2 separate regions of the Homo sapiens genome follow, and region 1 is linked to region 2. The links are chromatin loops, found by intact Hi-C in ENCODE. Cell type or tissue: heart left ventricle. All regions are shown on one strand. Links, peaks and the distances in the headings refer to the core of each region. The heading gives the core; the rest is flanking DNA.

Evidence for each region. A loop is a pair of places that touch in the nucleus more often than their neighbours do. Peaks named below come from ENCODE experiments on the same cell type or tissue, not always from the same donor. Only the 100,000 strongest peaks of a DNase experiment are listed, where the experiment ranks them.
Region 1: a loop joins it to region 2, with 1.9 times the contacts of the local background. A loop is called at or near these places in 5 of 110 quality-filtered maps.

Annotation. Positions count from the first base shown.
Region 1 is chr18:7,670,661-7,680,936 of GRCh38, reverse strand. The region is part of intron 1 of PTPRM (protein tyrosine phosphatase receptor type M); the gene reads right to left. Among named protein-coding and RNA genes, the nearest start is that of PTPRM, 110 kb to the right of the region's middle. In heart left ventricle, for the core only: no CTCF peak of the experiment used is centred there; no DNase peak of the experiment used is centred there; H3K27ac peaks cover 1,149 bases.
Region 2 is chr18:7,596,860-7,607,135 of GRCh38, reverse strand. The region is part of intron 1 of PTPRM (protein tyrosine phosphatase receptor type M); the gene reads right to left. Among named protein-coding and RNA genes, the nearest start is that of PTPRM, 35 kb to the right of the region's middle. In heart left ventricle, for the core only: a CTCF peak has its summit at 5,602; no DNase peak of the experiment used is centred there; H3K27ac peaks cover 3,372 bases.

The DNA of each region.
Region 1 (10,276 bases), core at 968-8,967, 74 kb before region 2:
TGACCTTGAAGCATCTGGGCAAGTTCACTATCAAGAGTCACATGCTAAGACAGGCATGAACAAGGGTGGGGGAAGGAAAAGCAACACTCCCACCCCATAGCCCACACTTAGCCCCTTATGGGCATGGCCTATGCAGATTTAAGGATTAGAAAGAATGACACATTTCACTATGTTCATAAAGTACTTTCACCAGGAAGCCGAAAACCAGTAAGTATCTGGGCACATCTTTTTCTTTTTCTTTTTCCAGTTTTCCCTATCCGAGCAAAATGACCGACATCCTGGTAAAGCAGCAAAGAAACATTTCCCATACACATAAGTCTCTGGCCCATGTGCAATTGGACAGAGGAAATATACAACAATTGTAGCATGTGAAACGGTTTTCCTACGTCTACCCGAAATGTCATCCCTTACAAACATGAGGCACCACAACACAATTCCCCTCATCACTATATGATGACAATATATTCTTATATTGTGCTGCAATGTATTGAACATCAATCAATAAAGTGTTTACAACACACTAAGGCCCTTGGGGATGGAAACCTGCCAAGTTGAATATGGCACGCTGCTGTACGCAAGTGGCTATTCACATTGTTGCCTTGGGCTTAAGGGACAGAGACGCCATTCACACACTACACAGAATCCACACCTGGCACCACTGCTCCTTTGCCTGCCCCTCCATCACATTTCATCCCTTCACATTTGAAATATTTAGCATTTATAGCTTCCGTCAATTGTATCTCAATAAATGAGTAAATAAAGCCTATTGTCAGCCAGGCGTAGTGGCTCATGCCTGTAGTCTCAGCACTTTGGGAGGCTGAGGTAGGTATATTGCTTGAGTCCAGGAGTTCAAGACCAGCCTGGGCAACATGGTGAAACCCTGTCTCTACAAAATCCAAAAACATTAGCCAGGTGTGGTGGCACTTACCGGTGGTCACAGCTACTTGGGAGACTGAGGTGGGAGGATGACCTGACTCCAGGAGTTTGAGGCTGTGGTGAGCTGTGATCATGCCACTGCACTCCAGCCTGAGTGACCGAGTGAGATCTTGTCGCAAAAAATAAAATATTTTTTTTTTCAAAAAAAGTCTATTGTCAAAGTTAAAAATTGCATGACAAGCTAATGGAGCACAGTCTTCCTATTGTTTTAGACTCACAGAATCTACTAGAGACAATTATAACCCACCATAAAACTATGACTATACAAATTTTACATATAGATCTCTGAGAATATTACAGTATGCCCAATTATGTATTTATTTATTGTTTGTTTTTGAGACAGAGTCTCACTCTGTCGCCGAGGCTGGACTGCAGTGTCGCGATCTCAGCTCACTGTAACCTCTGCCTCCCGGGTTCAAGTGATTCTCGTGCCTCGGCCTCCCGAATAGCTGGGATTACAGGCACATGCCACCATAGCCAGCTAATTTCTTTATCTTTAGTAAAGACGGGGTTTTACCATGTTGGCAAGGCTAGTCTCGAACTCATGACCTTAAGTGATCCACTTGCCTCGGCCTCCCAAAGTGCTGGGATTGCAGGTGTAAGCCACTGCACCCCAGCCCAGTATGCCCAATTATCAACCTTGATCTGAAAGTTCTTTAATAGCCATACCTAGGAACCAAACCTGGAAACATGTGAAATGCCCTAGATATGAAAAAAAGTGATAAAACACAGGAAGATGTGTTCAGTTATTTAAATACTTAAACAGTATATCTTCCTAATGGTCTAAGTTTTACTTAATGAATGACTGCAGTTAGTAAATGCTACATATCTTGGAGTTACAGAATGCATTACAACACTTGACTCTATGATAAAGGCTCAAAAATGTACAGCCAAAGGAAAAGATAATCTCATTTTTTACCTGATAGATTAGAAAAACATTAAAAGATCTGAGCATCCACTGCTGGGCAAGATGTGAGGAAAGGGCACGCCTAACATTGCTGCAGGCAGGAAGAACTGTACTTCCTTTGGGGAAAGCATCTGGTGATGACTGTTTAAAAACGCACATTCACTTTGACTCAGAAATCCCACTCTCAGCATACGGATACATGCATACAGATATCTTTTGTCACAAAAAAAGTATTTTTAACAGTAGAATATGAAAATAGTCTGAAAGCACATCAACAGGGGCACGACTGCATAAGTCAGATATATCCATCTATAGAATATTATGCTGCAATTAAAAGTAACGGTAACGAAGGAGATCAATAGGTACAGACCAGCAAAGATATTCTGAAATACGAAATAAAAAAGACTTTGGTAAGTACGGTATGACATAATACCATTTCTGTAAAAATAAAACAGGGGTGGACTTCATATGTATGTACATATTTAAATTTATATACCTCTGTATACAGAGAAACATGGAGAAAAACACAAACCAAACTGTTAACTGCACACGCCCAGTGGTCCTCTGAAGGCCGGCCTCCCGTTCCCTCAGGGCCCCGTCCAGGCAAGGGTACAAAATGCCTGTGCTCCCAGAGTCACTCCTCTCAGTGCTCCCTGCATGTAGTTCTCATATACAGAACTCCATCCCTGATGCAATCAAATCCCTTAAGTGGGTGACCATGTATTTATCACCCAGATTGGGAAACTTTTAAGAATGGAAGAGGGTGCTTTGAAACATTAGCTGGAGAAATAGGTGTCAACAGGAGCCCTATCCCCTGGAAAAGGAGACATACAGCCACCCTACCCCTGAGCGTGAAGCCAGGACTTCCTAACTACCCACTTTCTCAAGGCAACCCCTTTGTGGGGAGGGGTGTTTTCCTTTATCCGGGACAATCACCACCCACTTTCCAAGGGACAATGTCCTAAGTCCTTCCATACTTAGGTGCTCTAAGTGTCAAGTCCTTCCTTCCCCCCTCTTTCATTCCACAAATACACACAGAGCCCCTATGACTCCTTCATTCAGTCCTTCATTCAATAACCAAGTGCCTGCCATACACTCAGGTGCCCGGAGTACGACAGTGAGGAGTACAGAGATCCTGTCTCTGTGGACCTAACATTCCACCTAGGGCAGAGATGATAAATAAATAAACAGATATCTAATAGGATAGGTGATAAGTCCCACACAGCAAACCAGGGCAGGGTAGGGGACATAGGCAACAGGACAAGGGAGTGGGTACTGCTCTTTACATGGCGTGTGGGCTTCTCTGATAAGGCAGCATTTAGGCAGAGATGGAAGGAAAGGGGCACAGAGCATTTCAGGCAGGAGAAATAGCAGGAACGGGCTCCAGAGGGGGAGCGTGATGCCCATAAGTGAGTAGGAGGGAAGTTGCAGGCCTGATCATGGAAGAAGGCTCTCCATGCCACTCAGGGAAATGAGCCCAGACACCTGTTCCAAGAATTTGCCCAGCCACGTGTACCAAGAACTCAGTCTTGGGTGCAATCAGTATGACATTCATCAACCAGAGAAGTAAGGGCCTTCTAAGGAAGGTGGTCTCATCAACTCCCTGTAAACAGTGGCCCTTCTGCTTCTCTTGTTCAAGGTAAGAGGAGAAAGAAACTTCAGTCCTGGTGGCCATCACTGCAGATATTTAAACATTATAGTTATGCTGTATCTGTTGAAACATAAGGCTGTTAAACCAGTAATCACTCGTCAGCTTTGGTCACAAACATCTAATATTACTGCTGAAAAGTAAAATACTTCCCTTACACAATGCACTTGTTAATGTCCAAACAATTCCCCGTGGTCATATTCAGAGAAGAATCTGGTAGGACTTCGTAAACTGTAAGAAATATGTATACCATCAGGTGGCCCAGAGCAATTCTAGAAATAACGTGGTTTTACACCACTGTTGCATCAGCTTTGAAAGAGAAAGATTTTAAGATGAGAAAAAGAGAAGGGTATTTAGAAGGAATAGAATATTACACTTGGCCTGCCACAAAGTGTCAGCTCTAAAAAAAGGTCAGAGGAAATGCCACTCTTTAAATCCTGAACTAAATTCCCAAATAATTTTTATCGCTGGACCTAGTCTTGGCTTATCAGTGACTTCACTGGCAAAACAGCAAAGCATAGATAATTAATATCAGTTCAGAGACATATAAGCCCCTGTCAAAGAACTAAAAACATACTCACCTTTTTAAAATATTTTCATATTCACAGAACTTAAAAAACATCTGTTATATTGTTCCAGTTTTTAAATAATCTGGCACATTCAAATCAGTAAAACATTTGTCAGTAAGATTTGTACAATTAAATCTTTAGACTTGGGTGTCCTAACACCTAATCCATGCGCGTGCGCGTGCACGCGCACACACACACACACACACACACACATACACACACACACACACACACACACACACACACACAGCTAGAATCTCCTGGCTGACAGAAAACCTGCCCTGGTGGGACATGGACCAAACATTTGTCCTTGACAAACTGTCTGAGACATAAAATTTTGGTGAGGTTTGGGGGTAGGGAGATGACAGCTGAGCTAAAAACATCACTATTATTGATTTTGGCTTCATGCTGCTCCTTTACAGCTGTCCTTTGCAAGCTGAACACAGTATAAGTCAGGCCAAAGGACAAGACGGACAGGAGGCTAAAGCTCACCAACACCCTAGAAGAAGAGAAGGTTACACCCACAATTATAGCTGATCGCCAGCCACCAAACTTTTTTTTCCTTAATGCCAGGGCTCCACAGTGGCCAAGAGACAGGAGATGAATGACTTTTTCTAACAATTGCAACAATAAATAATTTTTATTTTCTAATAGCTAAGAATACTGTGGAAACACTTAAAAGAGTAAGCCAAGAAAAATGTCTTTGCTTCCCTGGGCTTCTAAAAGTCTAGAGTCCACTTCTTGAGAATAAGAGCCAAGTCTGAATTATGTCTTCATGCCTTGGTGCCTAGCACAGTATCACCCATACATCCATTTCACAATGTTAAAAAAATGCTGAAAGGCCGGGCACAGTGGCTCACACCTGTAATCCGAGCACTTTGGGAGACTGAGGCGGGCAGATCACCTGAGATCAGGAGTTCAAGACCAACCTGGCCAACACAGTGAAACTTCGTCTCTACTAAAAATACAAAAAGATTAGCTAAGTGTGGTGGCAGGCACCTGTTATCTCAGCAACTTAGGAGGCTGAGGCAGGAGGACTGCTTGAACCCGGGAGGCAGAGGTTGCAGTGAGCCGAGACCATGCCATTGCACTCTAGCCTGGGCAACAGAGTGGGACTCTGTCTCAAAAAAAAAAAAAATGCTGAATGAAAAAGCAAACAAAAATTTCCCCAACAACCACCAAGTTTACTACGATGCCGAATATCTCCAAAGGTTACTGTGTGCAAAGGGGTGAGATGCAGAGTAAACCAGCGTCAGCAGAACCCAACCAAGTGAGAAGGGGCTTGGGGAACTTCTGAAAACTTGTCCTGAGTAGTCAATGTTTATTCTGTCCTGACATTAGTGAACTCCCGGTGATGTTTTAGACTACCTGTTTCAAACTTAATTTTTATGTCCATTTTTGTTTCCATCTAAATACATGGGCTCTCAGTGGGCTCCTGGTGAGTTTAAGCCCTGGTGTTCATGTGGTGTGCTCTGGAACAAGGGCTCTCGCACAGCGGATGTTATTCATCTTTCCCTTAAAAAGTCACCATGTCCTCAGCATCCATTTCAGTTTCCAGCAAGTTGTGTGAGATGATTTAAAATGCAAACTACCTGCACAACTGAAATAATGTTTTTAAAACATTAAAGAAGGAAGGCCCTAACGAAAACAAAAATCTCTGATCTAAGGACTCCGCCAACAATACCCAAAAAGACTGATAACATTTTCTTTGTAATATTTACGAAGCAGGATTATTTTACTAAAACCCAATTTAGTTTAGGTTTTCTTCCAAGTTGATTCAAACTGTATTTCAAGATACAGCTTGGGTAAGCACATTGTTTCAAATCTTAGTTATTACCATGTCAACTTACAACACTCTTTACAAGAATCACAGGCTAGATCTATTAATATAACAAAAGCTTCACTTTAAGGAAAGAGTCGGCGCCTAAATTAGCCCTTCCTACTGATGCGTTTGAAACACTGGGACTGAAAGTCATGTTTTTCCCTATAAGCAAAATCATAGTGTTCAGCTTCATTTCTATGTAACTACAGAAATACGATTAAGAGCCTACCAAGGCAGAGCTAGACAGGATTTAACAGAATGCACTATGTGTATTAACTAATTGATTTTATTTCTACCAGTGTCTGATTCTCTATGTTATGGGCAAAATAAGAAAATCTCCCAAGTAACTAACTTCTCTAGTCTTCACTAGAAAACTTACTTCTCCACACATTATGGGCTGCCCACTCTCTACCTAGGAAGAAGAAAGAGCTGCCTCCATAAAATTATCATCTCAAACTTCGGCCTTCTCAGCACTGCCTGCCCACCCTTTGGTTCAACACCTCTTTGGTGTTCTCCCTCCTTCTCCATGAAAGAGTGCTGCAAATTCACTCCTCTCCTCTCAGTGCCTGCCCATCTTCCTCCCAACATGCTTCCCCATCACACCACCAGCCCTTCAAGAGAACGCAGAAGCCATAAGCAGTAAAACTCCTTCAGCTCCCCTCTCACAAACCTACCTATCTCAAAGTACTTCCATCACTTCCTCTAGCTACAGTGGAAGAGGAAACCCAACTCTTGAAGCTTTGTTTCATCTTTTACAAGGATGGTTTTCAAATTCAGCTCCCTTTTAGAATCACCTGGGCAGTTTTAAAAATCTCAACACCAGCCATCCCCAACACCGATGACATAGGAATCCTTCTGAGTGGGACCCACCATCAGTGTTTTTTTTAAACACTCCAAGTGGCTCCAATGTGCAGGCAAGGTTAAGAACCCCCTTCTCTTTCCTCACATTCACTAGGGGTATTTAAATATGTGCAGGTCTTTCCCATCTTAAAAAGCACAGGCTCCCTCAGTCCCATCTCCCCCTTCAGGTCCATCCACATCTCCCTCAGCTTCTTCATGATGAAACTTCTCAGAAGAGCTGCGTGTACTCTTCTCCCCTTCCTCACCTCCACTCTGCTCTACCCAGTGCCTTGCAACTTGCTGTGCTGTCTCCTGGCACTGCTTTCACCAGGCTACCAAAGGCCGTGTGGCTCACCCCAGTGTCCCTCAGTCCTGTTGTTCCCAATGTCCTTGACCGCTCAGCAGCACATTTCTTGGGATTTGTTTCTAGTTTCTTTCCTAGTAAATAGTGTGGCCTTCTGACCTGCAAGCACATATACATCTTTCTTTTTTTATAAGCAAGGCTTTATCCTATTATACCTTTGAATGTTTTTGTTTCCATTTTTATTCTCTTCCTTTGGAAAAACAAGTAATATGTGATGAATAAGCCTTTGTCTCTCCTATGTATCATCTTCACAGAAATCCTTTTTCTCTCATCTTTTTCACTTTGTTTTGTAGAAGTTTCTCAAGTCTGTTGATTCCTGTGTTTTCATTTGTGTTTGTTATATTTGGTGGCTTCCAATGTGACTTCCCTCTTCCTAATGGTTTTTCTCCTTCTTCACGCAGATTAATCAGCTCACTTTCTATCTCCTATATTTCTTATTTTCTTTAACCATATATCTTTCCTTTAAACTTTGAGAAAACCCAGTTTTCATTATTCCTTTAAGGCCACAAAATACTAAGATTCTGAATTCTTCTTTTGTTGGTGAGATAATTTGTCTTCTGATGTATATTCCACATCTAGCTTTGTCTGTGTTCCATTATTCTATGAACTTGCCTGCCTATGCCAAGGTGTGGCAGGCAGAACTAGAAGGCATTCATGCTGCAGTGGAGACAACCTGTCAGTTCATAGGAAGAGCAGCCAGCTTCAAGTCCAGCATTAATCTCCAGTTCTCTCCACTATGGTCAAGTCCTGTACCCTGGGAGTATTTTACACTCAAGTGTAAAACTTTAGCAGCATTGATATAGGTTAGAAAGAAGCCCCTCATGTCACAGGCTCCTGAACACCACCTTCCTGAGCCTTCTTTCAGTCTCACTTTGAGAAGTCTCCCACTCTCAGGAAGCTGCCCTAGACATTAAGATGGCACTCAGTCACGATGGTGGCCTAGGTGTGCACGCAGGTGTGCGTGCAGATTGGGCTCCAACATCAGGGGCCTCCACTCACTAGACTTTTATGTTCCTGGGATCCCTAGAGCTGTTTAAGTCACAGCCTGCCCAACTCTACACAGAAGCTCTTTTCCTCCCTCACCTCCGAGTCCTCCAGTTTTCTGTGGTGCACAACTAAGTTGCACAGAGAGAGTCGCCCCTCTATTCTCTTATTATTTTAGTGAAGCCATTTAATTTCTACAGGCCTGACTCCTTGAGAAAACTATACCCTGCCTCAAATTAGAGGACTATGTAAGCTCACAGCATCCTCTCTCCTTTGGTCCAAATGTCACTCTATTTGGCAGGTATTCTTTAAAATGTGGTTTGAAGTTGTAGCTATTTAACAGAGCATAGCATCTTCTTCTTTGTTTCTCATTCTTTTTGTTCCTTTTGGGGTTCCAGGTATAAAAATTGAGTAAAACCATGTCTTAATGCCAGCATCTTTTAACTAGGTCTTCGTTTAATTTTTAAGCAGTTTAATGTAATGCCAATAAATATTTTTCTTTTAGTAAAGCCAACCAAATACTAAGTATCCCAAAAATCTTAACTTGATTAAACCGTGAAAAAAAAACTTAACCTGAAATTTATTATTCTAAATATTTCCAAAGACTGGGATCATTTCTAAATGACAAATTATTGTTTTTGCTAAACTTCAGTTACCTTACATGCAAATCATAAACACATATTTTGCTTTAGACTGATTCACAATCCCCATGAAAAAACACGCCACCCATTTCAATGACTATGGATTCCAATGTTTGTAAAGAGCTTGTGAAGCCCGTTTCTAAAAATAAGATGTTTGGAAAATGATGATTCCTATCGATGCCACAGATTATCTTTCAATTAACTGAATCCTAAATAAACTCAGGCTGAATGCTTTGAGGAGGGAGATTCTTCCCTACGAAACGACGTTTAAAAGTTAATAAATGTTGATTCTAGGTGACCACCTTCCTTTCTTACCCTTGCCAAGTAGGAATGAGTTTTTATAAACTCTACCACTTGTACATTTTTAGACTTCGGTACACCAGCCAAAAAAGAGGTTACCATATATGATACAATTCAAATCTTATCTCCATTTATGTTTAAAGATTTTATTTGCTTATTTTTTTAATTTAAAAACTCTGGCTTTCTCTGCCCCCACCTGGCAATGTCCAATTCTTTATTTAATTCACTTACGAATGAAAGGTTAATTTTCTCTAAATCCAGTTACTTACTTTTGAAAGAATGCCTTACAAATGATAATCATTATACATCCACACTATTATATATTCCATTTATACAGCTCATGTGACATTCTCCTATTTTATACTGTAAATGTTTTCTTCATAAAAAGACAGTTGCCTAGGTTTAAAACAAACCTAATTTCAGTTAAATTATTATACTTCTTTTCTAATTCAGAGGGACAAAATGAATAACTGCTGGACTGTGACCCCTCAGAAGCCAGAGCTATATAGTGAAAAGGAAGAAAAGGGGGAGAGGCAGGGAAAAGTGTCTCTCTCAGGACCAAAGCACACATCCTGGTAATGGAGGCAATTGCAGTAAATGCAACCTGACAAGTATTCAGAGACTGGAGCAATATTCCGTCAAGCATTTTTAAATTCAGTTCCACACAAGTCAACTCAGTTTTGCCTAGAGATTTTACCAGACATTTAGCTGGTGTGTATATAATTACCTGTCTCTCTGAATCGGGGGTGGGGAATGAAAAACAGCACAAGGAGGTGCATGATGTTTAAAGAAAGCAATAAACTAAAGACCTGATGTGAAAGAGAGCTGAAACTCAGGGACTCATTCAACGATAAAAATGTTTATCTTTAACATCTTTAAACAACAATTTCTTGTTTTAAATCTAAAGGTCATCAACTTTGTTTTGCTCAGAAATTTAAAGACAAAAATGTAATGTTATAATATTTATTCCTAATTTTAAGAGTTACCTTCATCATCTTATCTATCATGGGTATCAAAGACCACTACAGGATTCTCAGTGTCTATTACAACTTCTAATCATCTTCTGTAGTTAATCAAGTTACACTTACCATACCATAAGCATCCTTGAAATACTATCTGCAGAATTCATTTGAGGTGTTTGGTAGCCAAAATTCATTGGAGAAAGTCTAAGATATAACTCCTATATATAAGTTCCAGCCCAGTTTTGAAATGATAATAATTTTGCAACATACAAAAGAGCGACAGTATATGAATTCTTACACCAG
Region 2 (10,276 bases), core at 965-8,964:
CCTGGCATACACTGAGTACTAAATAAACGGCAATTCCTTCTCCACCTTTCTGAAGTCTTTTGTGAAGTTCCCATGAAAACCTCCCAGGTTAGGCACCTGAGTGTCTACAAGCAGGAGAAGAGCAAATCTGATGGGTTACAAGTAAAATTCTGGGAGCCCCCAGATGAGCTGGGTGGAGTCAGGCAACTTCCAATAGAGCAGTTTCCACCAAAACAAGGTAGAAAATCCATGGCCAAGATTTTTAAAATCTGCTTTTTGGGGAATTCAGGGACCTGAAAGTAACAACGGAGCTTCCTCCAGCATCTGTAAGGCAGACTAAAGAAAACAAGACATCCTCCCTCCCCACTCAACCAAAGCCAAGGTCTGTGCCTGGAGAAAAAGGTTATGAACTAGAAAGATAATGAAGGGCAAGGGAAACAGCCTAGTTATCCTTTAAACAAATACAAATTAGCCAAATAACATAAAACCACCTCGCTCACCTCCATTAAGCAGGACCTGTAAGTCACCATCACGCTCTATCTAATGTGCAGTATATGTGACTGTGTGCTTATGGCTAGTGTGGTATACAGAGGAATATTTACCCTTGGATGAATTCAACAATTCAAAGTCAGACATGAAAAAAAAATCAAAAATGATTTCTACCTTCTCTGCTAACTTCAGATTTTACCTTCTCTGCTAACTGGGATAAGAAGCTCTCCAACCGCACAGGTCTGGGAAGGGGAGAAAAAGAAGCCAAATCCCTGCTGTCTCCTCCCCATCTGGCCCCGCCCATCCAAGATCACAGCCATGGAAGCCACTACGGTAAGATGCCTCTTCTTCCACAGAAGCAACCACAGTAAGATGCCTCTTCTTTCTGGACCTGTGCAGATCCTAAGGGTCCCCTAAATTACCAGTCCCAGGGAACAAGGAATGGCAACCACTTGCTTCTCTAGCTTTAAACTATTCACGAGAGGAGTCTTCCTCCAAACACCCAGTGCAGGCCACTAGATCCGCAGGACTTTCAAAGATGGTCTGAGTCTTCAGTTCAGAAAGACAACAGGTAGCAAAGTGCTGAGCAGCCACCTCCCACTTCCCACTCTGCCTGGTCCTGCAGACCAGTAAAGGGAGTGGCTGCTTTGAGAGGGACTCCAGAAAAGCTCCCTGCCTTCCTGACTTCCTACATCCTGCTCATCCCCAGAAACAAGGTTCCCAGGTTTCAAGCCACACCCTCTCCCTGTCTGTCATGCTCTGCAATGGCAGGAACCAGGCCCCACATATCACCTAATCCCATGTCAGCTCTTGGTCTGTGCTTAAGTAGGAGAGGAGGACTTGCCTGGTAGAGCTGGACTGGGAGGGCTGGGCTGACAACACGGCAGACCTCTCCCAAATCACTACCACAGCCTCAGACTGCAGAATGAGGGCCTGAACCTCACACGCTTAAGCAAAACCAGAGCTGTCCACAACAGGTAACATTGCAAATAAGTAGTGTATGGTTAACATTAACTCATCCCACACAACTGGAACTCTGCAAAATAACCAAGGAAATAATCCTTAAAATAACCAAAGAGATTTGGTTCGATTCACGACAAGAGCTTAAAAAGACGAGCTCATTTTCACCTTGCCTCCCTTATACATCTATAGGAGAAAAGAATGATGATGTGCTATGAACAAGAATCTCTTTTCTTTCCAAAAACTCTTTGCTACAAAGTATGGTACTAGAACGGAAGTGGGGGGGGGACATTTTTGCTGATTTCTTAAAAGAAAATGAGTGTGATAAATACAGCTAATTTCTAAGAATTTATCATCAAAATTTTATATAAGCACAGCCTTTCTGCTTCACAATATTTATTAATACTCCAGCAAGCTTGTCCAACCCATGGCCCACAGGACACATGCAGCCCAGGAAGGCTTTGAATGTGGCCCAAAACAAATTTGTTAACTTTCTTAAAACATGGGTTTTTTTGGTGATTTTTTTAAGCTCATCAGTTATCATTAGTGTTAGTGTATTTTCTGTGTGGCCCAAGACAGCTCTTCTTCCAACACGGCCCAGGGAAGCCAAAAGATCAGACATCCCTGCCAGAGATTAAACTTACTTAGTATATCCTATTAAAAAATTCACCTGTGTTGCACTGAAACTTTTTCTCTGTATTCCAAATGGTATCAATTTGTCAGCACCAAGAAAGAAAATTCAAAACTCTATTTTGAGGACCTATAGCAGCTATATCAAATAAACTGAAAATTACTGTGTACTACCACAGACAAATATGAGCATATTAGAACTATTTTATCATTCCATCCAACACTAAATTAGAAGAAATAGGGACACCAGCTGAAGTACACCTTTGCTGGCTGCTGCGTGCTCTTTCTGTATTTCTGAGGAAGTATGGCACCAGGTGAACAGGGCAGCTCCCAGACATCTTTCAGAAACCAAAGCCTCTGTGGCCCTTTCTGTATACAGTTACTGCTAACCATGCACTGCACTGGAAGGTAATGTCAAAATAAAATTTAAAATCTGTTTGCATCCTCCTTCTGAGTACACGCATTCTTTCCATATTCATAAATTCAGCATCACCATCAATACTTAACATTCCCGGCACAGACACCACTTGCAAATTTCCCCATGCAGCCCCTCCAGGGCCCACTTCAGACTCATTTGAATTGGAATGAGTATTTCCAGGTGCTGTCACTAATGCCAAGACTTCAAGGATTTCCCATACCAGAGAATCTCTGTTTCCTAGATTATAGCACATATTCCACAGGAATCAAGTTTTCGTTGTTGATGTTTGTGTTTTACCAGAGCAGCAGCTATGTCCAAACTGGTCACGAACCTCCAGCCTTACCTCCTGCATCTGGCATGTGGCCAGGCAGCCGCTGTGTCTCACTCTTAACCCTCCAGATCCTAAATCTGGCCCCTCAGGTCCCAAATTTAGTGTAAAGCCCTGCTCGGCATGAAAAGAATTGGAACAACTCATTCACAACCTGGATCATTTTTCAGTCTTCCGAAGGAAGAGACAATTTTAGCAGATCTCAAATAAAAGAATAAATGTATTGGGCTCAATTCCCAGTAACTACACTGATCAATACATCAAATGAAAATCATTTCTTGTGTGAAAAAAGAAAAACAGCACATCTTATGTAATGTGATGATTTTATAAATAATTATGTTGGCATCAAAATCTGTAAGGCACTGATCCCCACTTTATAAAGGATGGGGTTAGGCAGACACAAGCCCCCGATGTTACTATAAACTAAAGCCAGTGTGTCAGACCTAAAACCCACTGAAAATTGATCCTGGCCCAAGCATGTGTATGCTGCAGAGGCCAGGGTGCCACACAGCAGCAGGGATCAATGCTCCATTGTGAATCGGGCTTAGCAGACTCCACAGGCTGCTGTGTGTTCCACAGCATGATCCCTGAAAGGATAAAAATCACTAATTCTGAACCAGGAGAGCAGGAGGTTTGCCCATTTTAAAGCCAAAGCTACCAACTGGCATTACAGAAAGGAAGTTGGAGGAACAGAAAGAATCAGCAGGCTTCAGACAAACAGATACTCCTGACAGCAAAGCAGAGAAGGAGAGAGAAATGGGAAGTCCATCACTCAGGATCTGCCCACCAGACTCTCCCCATGGAGCACATCTGGCCTCACATGGATCCTGCAGACCTCACCCCAGGTTAGGAAGAAGAGTCAAGGCCAAACAGGCAAAGCCCAGGTAGCTGTTAACAGGCAGGGGCCCTGCAAACGTTAGCTTAACATCCAAATCAAACATTTACCAGAAAGATTCAACACCAATCTCCCAAGACGGAGTTGCAAAGTAGTCTCACAGTTTTGCAATGAATCTCAACAAAACAAATTCTACAGTTAAAACTCCAATTACTTATTTACCATAAAGTTAACTGACAGCATGACCAAAGATTATTAAAATAATTCCAGGCCGGGCACGGTGGCTCACACCTGTAATCCCAGCACTTTGGGAGGCCAAGGCAGGCAGATCACGAGGCCAGGAGATCGAGACCATCCCAGCTAACATGGTGAAACCCCATCTCTACTAAAAATACAAAAAAATTAGCCAGGCGTGGTGGCGGGCACCTGTAGTCCCAGCTACTCAGGAGACTGAGGCAGGAGAATGGCGTGAACCCAGGAGGTGGAGCTTGTAGCGAGCCGAGATCACAACACTGCACTCCAGCCTGGGCGAGAGAGTGAGACTCCGCCTCAAATAATAATAATAATAATAATAATAATAATAATAATAATTCCAAATACATCGTTCTTAGATATTTTCATAATAACTCATATTTTCTCTTAATATTTTTAGTGTCAAGTATTGAAATATATATATTATATATATTTAAATTCACTGAAGCATTGTCAAGCTTTTTTTAAATGCCAACACTTTTATTTTTAAGGTTCCACGTTCACAGTGCAAGGAGAAATGGGACTAACTAAACAATAGTCCTATTTAACATTTCTATAAAGCTCTATAGTAAATAATATGCTTTAAAAAAAAAAGCATTGCCACAGTCTTGAAAACATGGGAAGACCCCAAGCCTACAAAAAATAAAATATTAGCCAGGCAAGATGGCATGTGCCTATAGTTGCAGCAACTAGGGAGGCTGAGGTGGGAGGATCCCTTTAGCCCAGGAGTTCAAAGTTACAGTGAGCTATGAAGACACCACTGCACTCCAGCATGGGCTACAGAGCAAGACCCTGTCTCAAAAAAAAAAAAAAAAATTGCCACAATCAAACTTCCCAGATAACCCAAATATCTAATGTTAAATTCAACTGAATCCAACCAAACCCAAAGCTTCTCACTGGTCTTCTTTTAATTTGTGCCTCCCTATTAATTCCTCCTTCACAGTCCTTTTACTGTGCTAGATGGAGTCAAGTTCATAGAAGTGGATAACTTGCCCAAGATCTTACCACCAACTTAGTGGTAGAAACAACTACACCAAGGTCCCCACCCAGCTCTGACTTGAGGTCACCTCCTGCAGTCCTGACCACTTTAAAGAGCACAGACTTTGAAGGAGACGGCCAATTCATTGCTGATTCTGTCACCGACTTGCTAAGCAGACCGTAGCAAGTTACTTAAGTGCTCCAGGTTTAAGTCCCCTCATCAGTAAAATGCAAATAATGGTGGCACCTTTCTCCCAGGCCAGTGTAAGCATTTGTGTGTGACAGTGCCTAGCATGCCTAGGGGCTCAAGGAACTATATACTGTTTCTGTAGTTATTATTATTCTCTCTCCCCTAAATATGAAAAATTCCTAGCACTAACCAGATTACCAAATTAAATGGCACAAGATTAATTTATGAAATGGGTACAATGCAACTGATGTATGAGAATGTAGATTACTGTTACCCGGGTGTAGCAGGTTGAATAATGAACACCCCAAGTCATCAAGTCTTAACTCCTGAAACTTGTAAAATGCTACCTTACTTGATAAAGCGGTCTTTTAAAATATGATCAATGATCCTACAATGTGGAGATAATCCTGGATTATTCAGGTAGACCCCAAATCCAATGACAAAGATCCTTAAAAGAGACACACAGAAGAGAATAAACCCAGAGGAGAAGGTGATGTGAAGACGGAGGCAGAGATTGGAGTGATGCAGCTATGAGCCAAGGCTCGCAACAGCCACCAGGAGCCAGGAGAGAGGCCCGGAACGGGGTGTCTCCAGAGCCTTAGGAAGGAGCGTAGCTGCTCACACCTTGACTCCAGACCTGGCCTCCAGAACTGTGAGAGAAGAAATTTCTGTGGTTGTAAGCTGGCAAGTTTGTGGTCATTTGTTACAGCAGCCCCAGGAAACTAATGCACCGGGGGAGAGTAGTGACTCATACAGCAAGAAATAAAAGGGGGCAGAGAAATATCCAGAGCTAGGACTGTCCTTCCTGCAGATATGCCAGTGGGGAGGAAAGCCTAACTGAAACTCAGACTTAAGATCCACGAAACTGTTCAGAAACCGCGGGCTAGAAAAACGGTAATTTGGATACAACAGCCAGTTTTCTGTCTCCTAAAAGGTGGACATTTGTTCCCCTGTAGGGTGGAGCAATCCTTCTGTCCTAGGAAAGCCACGCCACTGGGCCAGCCGCTTCTGCAGCCCCAATGCAGGATCTTGAACCAACAGAGGGGCTCCGGGGCTCGGTCACACAGGGGAGGTCAGCCTTTGGAGAATTGTTGTCTTCTCCAAGCATGAATTCAGGTTCTGTGTTTCTCAGGAGGTGAGCCTGTTCTCAGTCCAGCAGAGCTCCCTGCAGATGCAGGAGCAGTTTCCTCTGAAACCCTGACAGCACCTAGAGGCCCAGGTAGACACAAGTGCAGCAGAGGGGAACTGAGGGGCGCAGCGTCTTCCTCTAGGCACCTCTTGGGCCACAGCCTGGTGTGCATCAAGCAAGCTTACCGGTGCAGGCAGCAAGAGCACACAATGGCACAGCCAGCACCAGCAGGTTACTCCCTCCTGCAGCTAGTGAGGAAGCAGGGGAAGGGCAGGGCCTGGAGTGGAGAGACTGCTGAATGAGCAAGGGAACCAAGTCCTTCAGGGAGGGGAGCGGGTAGAGACAACGCACAAGGTGGTGATCACAAGGACATGGACTTTTGAGTTACTGAAGTCAACAGAATGTATTTGATAGCCACAGACTGATGAGGTCTGGTGACACTGAAGTCAGGAAATGCATTTGCAAGTAAAGTCAGTGCAATTCAGTCAACACTTGTGGGTTGGTGTGGGGAGCAAGTGGTGTGTTATGTGCTGGATTTGAAAGGGGAGACAAGATTGCTGCCTCCAGATTTCTGGCTGCGCAGAGCTCTGTAGGATGATCATGAAAAAGCCGATGTTAGAAATCACAATGATGGCAATGGCTGGCCTTCGAGGCATGCTAACTACTTGACAGTCACTGTTCTCAGCCCCGGATGTTTATTACCTCATTTGGTCCTCGCAACAGACTGTGAGGTAGTCACTATTCTCCCCGCTCTACACATGAGGCATCTCAGGCTCAGAAAGATAAAATAACTTACCCTTCAGCAAACAGCTAGACCAGGAGGAGCTAGGTTTCAAATCCAGATTGGTGGGCCCCAGAGTCCTGCTCCTAACCTCTGCAGTAAGTGTGAAAAGAAAGCAGGGTCAAGCATTATGAGAACAGCTAAGAGAGCAACTGACTTTACACCAAAGCAGGGTGCATTACAGGAGAAGGGTGCAATGGCAGTGACATGCAGATAGACGGTAAAAGGCATGTAGAAGATCCCAGGAGCAAGGTGGATGGATCCCACCCAGCACCTAAGCAAAAGAACTAGGGTGAAAGGTGAAGGTCAAGTGTGCTTCAAGAGTAGCAAATGCACAGTGCACAGTCCCCAGCTCGGGAGGGTGCCACAAGAAGGGAGGCCAAGAACAGCTCTCATCACAAACAGGCCTTTGCTTTCCCTCAAGAGGGCTTTCTATCACATGGGTGGCTTTTTTAAATGGCAGATTCTCCTGGGCCCTGTGTTAGCCTCTGGAATGAAAAATGTAGCAGGGTGCTACATTTGAATAAGCACCCCCAGATGATCCTGTGAACCCCAGGTTGCAGAAACTCTGCTGTGGCAACTGGGAGCATGCACAGACTTAAGCCACAGAAAGAAATGATGAGAGCTGTTGGGAGCTCTCACTGAAAGCAAGGAACTGAGTCAGGGGTTATAGCAAGGGACCCAGCAAAAGCTGGGATAGTGGAATTTCCATATAGTACTTTTAGTAAACTTACACTTGTAGAGACAAATTAAAGAATTATTTGAGACTATTTAGACCTGCATGAACTCTCATAGTGTAATCTGCATGCTAACTTTAGCGGTTCAGCTATGAATTACAAATTCAACCTGTCCAGGGGTAGTGAGCCATTTTTTATTTTAAGCTTGAAAATTGCCCCGTAGTAATTTTGAAATATTTTAACTCTATCTCAGAACATACATAAAACACAATGAGTTCACCTTATTTTCTAATAAAGACTTCAAAGTTCCTTTTCTTTTTTTTAACAATAACACTTACAAAACCTCAGTAGTGACTGAAGAATTACTTCTTCTCAACAACAGCTGAGTTAAATTCCTCTAATCTGGTTGAGGCCAAGAAATTCTAAACACTTGATTAAACTACTCATGCCACAGAAGGCCACAGTGTGTTTGGGAATGACGAAAATTAGAATGAACGAAAATATCTTTATTTAGTCTAAAATGTGATAATAATGCTTTAAGATTTGCTCAGCTCTTTAAGCATCCTTGCAAGAAATAGAGTTTATATCCTTTAGGAATGAGACTTTACTATTAAGTAACTGGGTATGAATCACCTTAAATTGGCTACCGCGCCAAGGGACACACAGTTGCTTGTTTATTCTGTTGCCTTAAAAAAAAAAAAAAAAAAGGAATTCAGAACTAAATTCTCAGGCCAAACAGCCAGTCAACAAAAAACAAACACTAAGATAACAGCAATGTTTAGCAGAAAAAAAAATCTAACATGAGGCAAAAGTTGAATAAGCAAAAAACATGTCTTCCAAGAAAGTGCTGACATCAACAATACTATTAATACAGCAAAGCTGAACTATGGTTAGAAACCCTGTTATAAAAGGATACCCAGACTTGCACTATTTTAAAAATAATGTTACTTGGTTCTAGAAATTTCTGAGTACCTAATTTCTGTCCCTGCATCCCAAAGAACTGAGCATAGAACTAAGCCTGCAGTAGATGATCAATAAACACACGTAGACGTGCTCAGTAGAGTTTAATGAATACCAAACATGTTTGTCTTAACCTCAGAATTATGCTTTGCTTTCATTCCTATGAAAGTTTGTATAACTAGAAACACAATCACAAGCACTTAAGTCAGATTTCAGTTTCATAAACATAGGATCATAATTTTGAGCCACACTGTTTACGAGAAGATATTACTTAGCTATTGGCAATAAACATTTTGAGTTTTAGGAAACCAAAGATTTCCTGGGTAATTCTGAGCTCTGGAATAAGAAATACTGACCAATATATATTTGGATTAAGATAAAAAGAATTTTACTTTGTTGTAGTTTTAAATACATAGCTTTTTAAATTGGCCTTGGTTTCATTCACAAATATGATCTAAATTTATACCTAAACCCCACTAATTTCAAGAGGACTGTCTATATTAACAATTTTTTTTAAAGGCAAAATATCCCATTTTTTAAATGCATTGTTTCAGGCCTGGAACGCTGCACTATTGATTAATGCTAATATGAGTTATTTATAAATGGCCTGACAGATGACCCTGAATTGTCCATATCTGGATAGTTTTAGGGAGTAAGCTTTTCACCTATCCACTACATGTGTATTCTCTTTGCAAATTTGTACTCTCTTTCAAATAGTGTGGTTTCTGAAATCTTTACAGGAAATCTAATGCTTACGTAATTAAAACTAACACTTTACATAAAATCTGTAATGCAGGCTATTAATGGATATGCGAGCTATGTATCCAGACCCACTGGACATTCCATAATCCACTTCATGATTCCTGCCTACCCAGCTTAGTGTAGATGAGTGCAATACATGAATGGAGAAGCAGGGACGGAAACTTTATTAGCAAAAAGTGACTTTTTAAGAAAACTGCAGCTGACCTCAGGTTGTGGCAGTGACTACCTATCTGTGTCTAATTTCATCCTGCTCACACCTTCCCACTAAAATACATAATTAAATTCCCATGCCAAAGAGAGTAACAAAACTGACTCTAGTAAGTCAAGAATCTGTCCACTTGGGGGAAAATTACCTCCCATGACAATATTGATCCGAAAGGTAAAGAAACGATTAGCATCCAAGTCTGAGACCCAGCAAAGGGACCAGAAGAGAACACAGAGAGAACAGCATTCTCTCACCAGCCCCACTTCACACCTCAAGGCCTCTGGAGGTCTTCCATGAACCAAGGCTTCTACTGCTGCTCATAAAAGTAGTCAATCATTCCCCCTTTACCACACATGTGCACACAGTTAAGTTTCTCTATGGTACAAAAACGCTATGAATTAAAAGATAAACGAAGGCTGGCACAGTGGCTCAACAATCCCAGCACTTTAGAAGGACAAGGAGGGTGGATCACTTGAGGTCAGGAGTTCAATTCCAGCCTAGCCAACGTGGCAAAACCTAGTCTCTACTAAAAAATACAAACATTTTCCGGGTATGGTAGCATGTGCCTGTAATTCTAGCTACCGGGGAGGCTGAAGCACGAGAATCGCTTGAGCCTGGGAGGCGGAGGTTGCAGTGAGCCGAAATTGTGCCAATGCACTCCAGCCTGGGTGACAGAGAAACTGTCTGAAAAAAAAGAAAATAA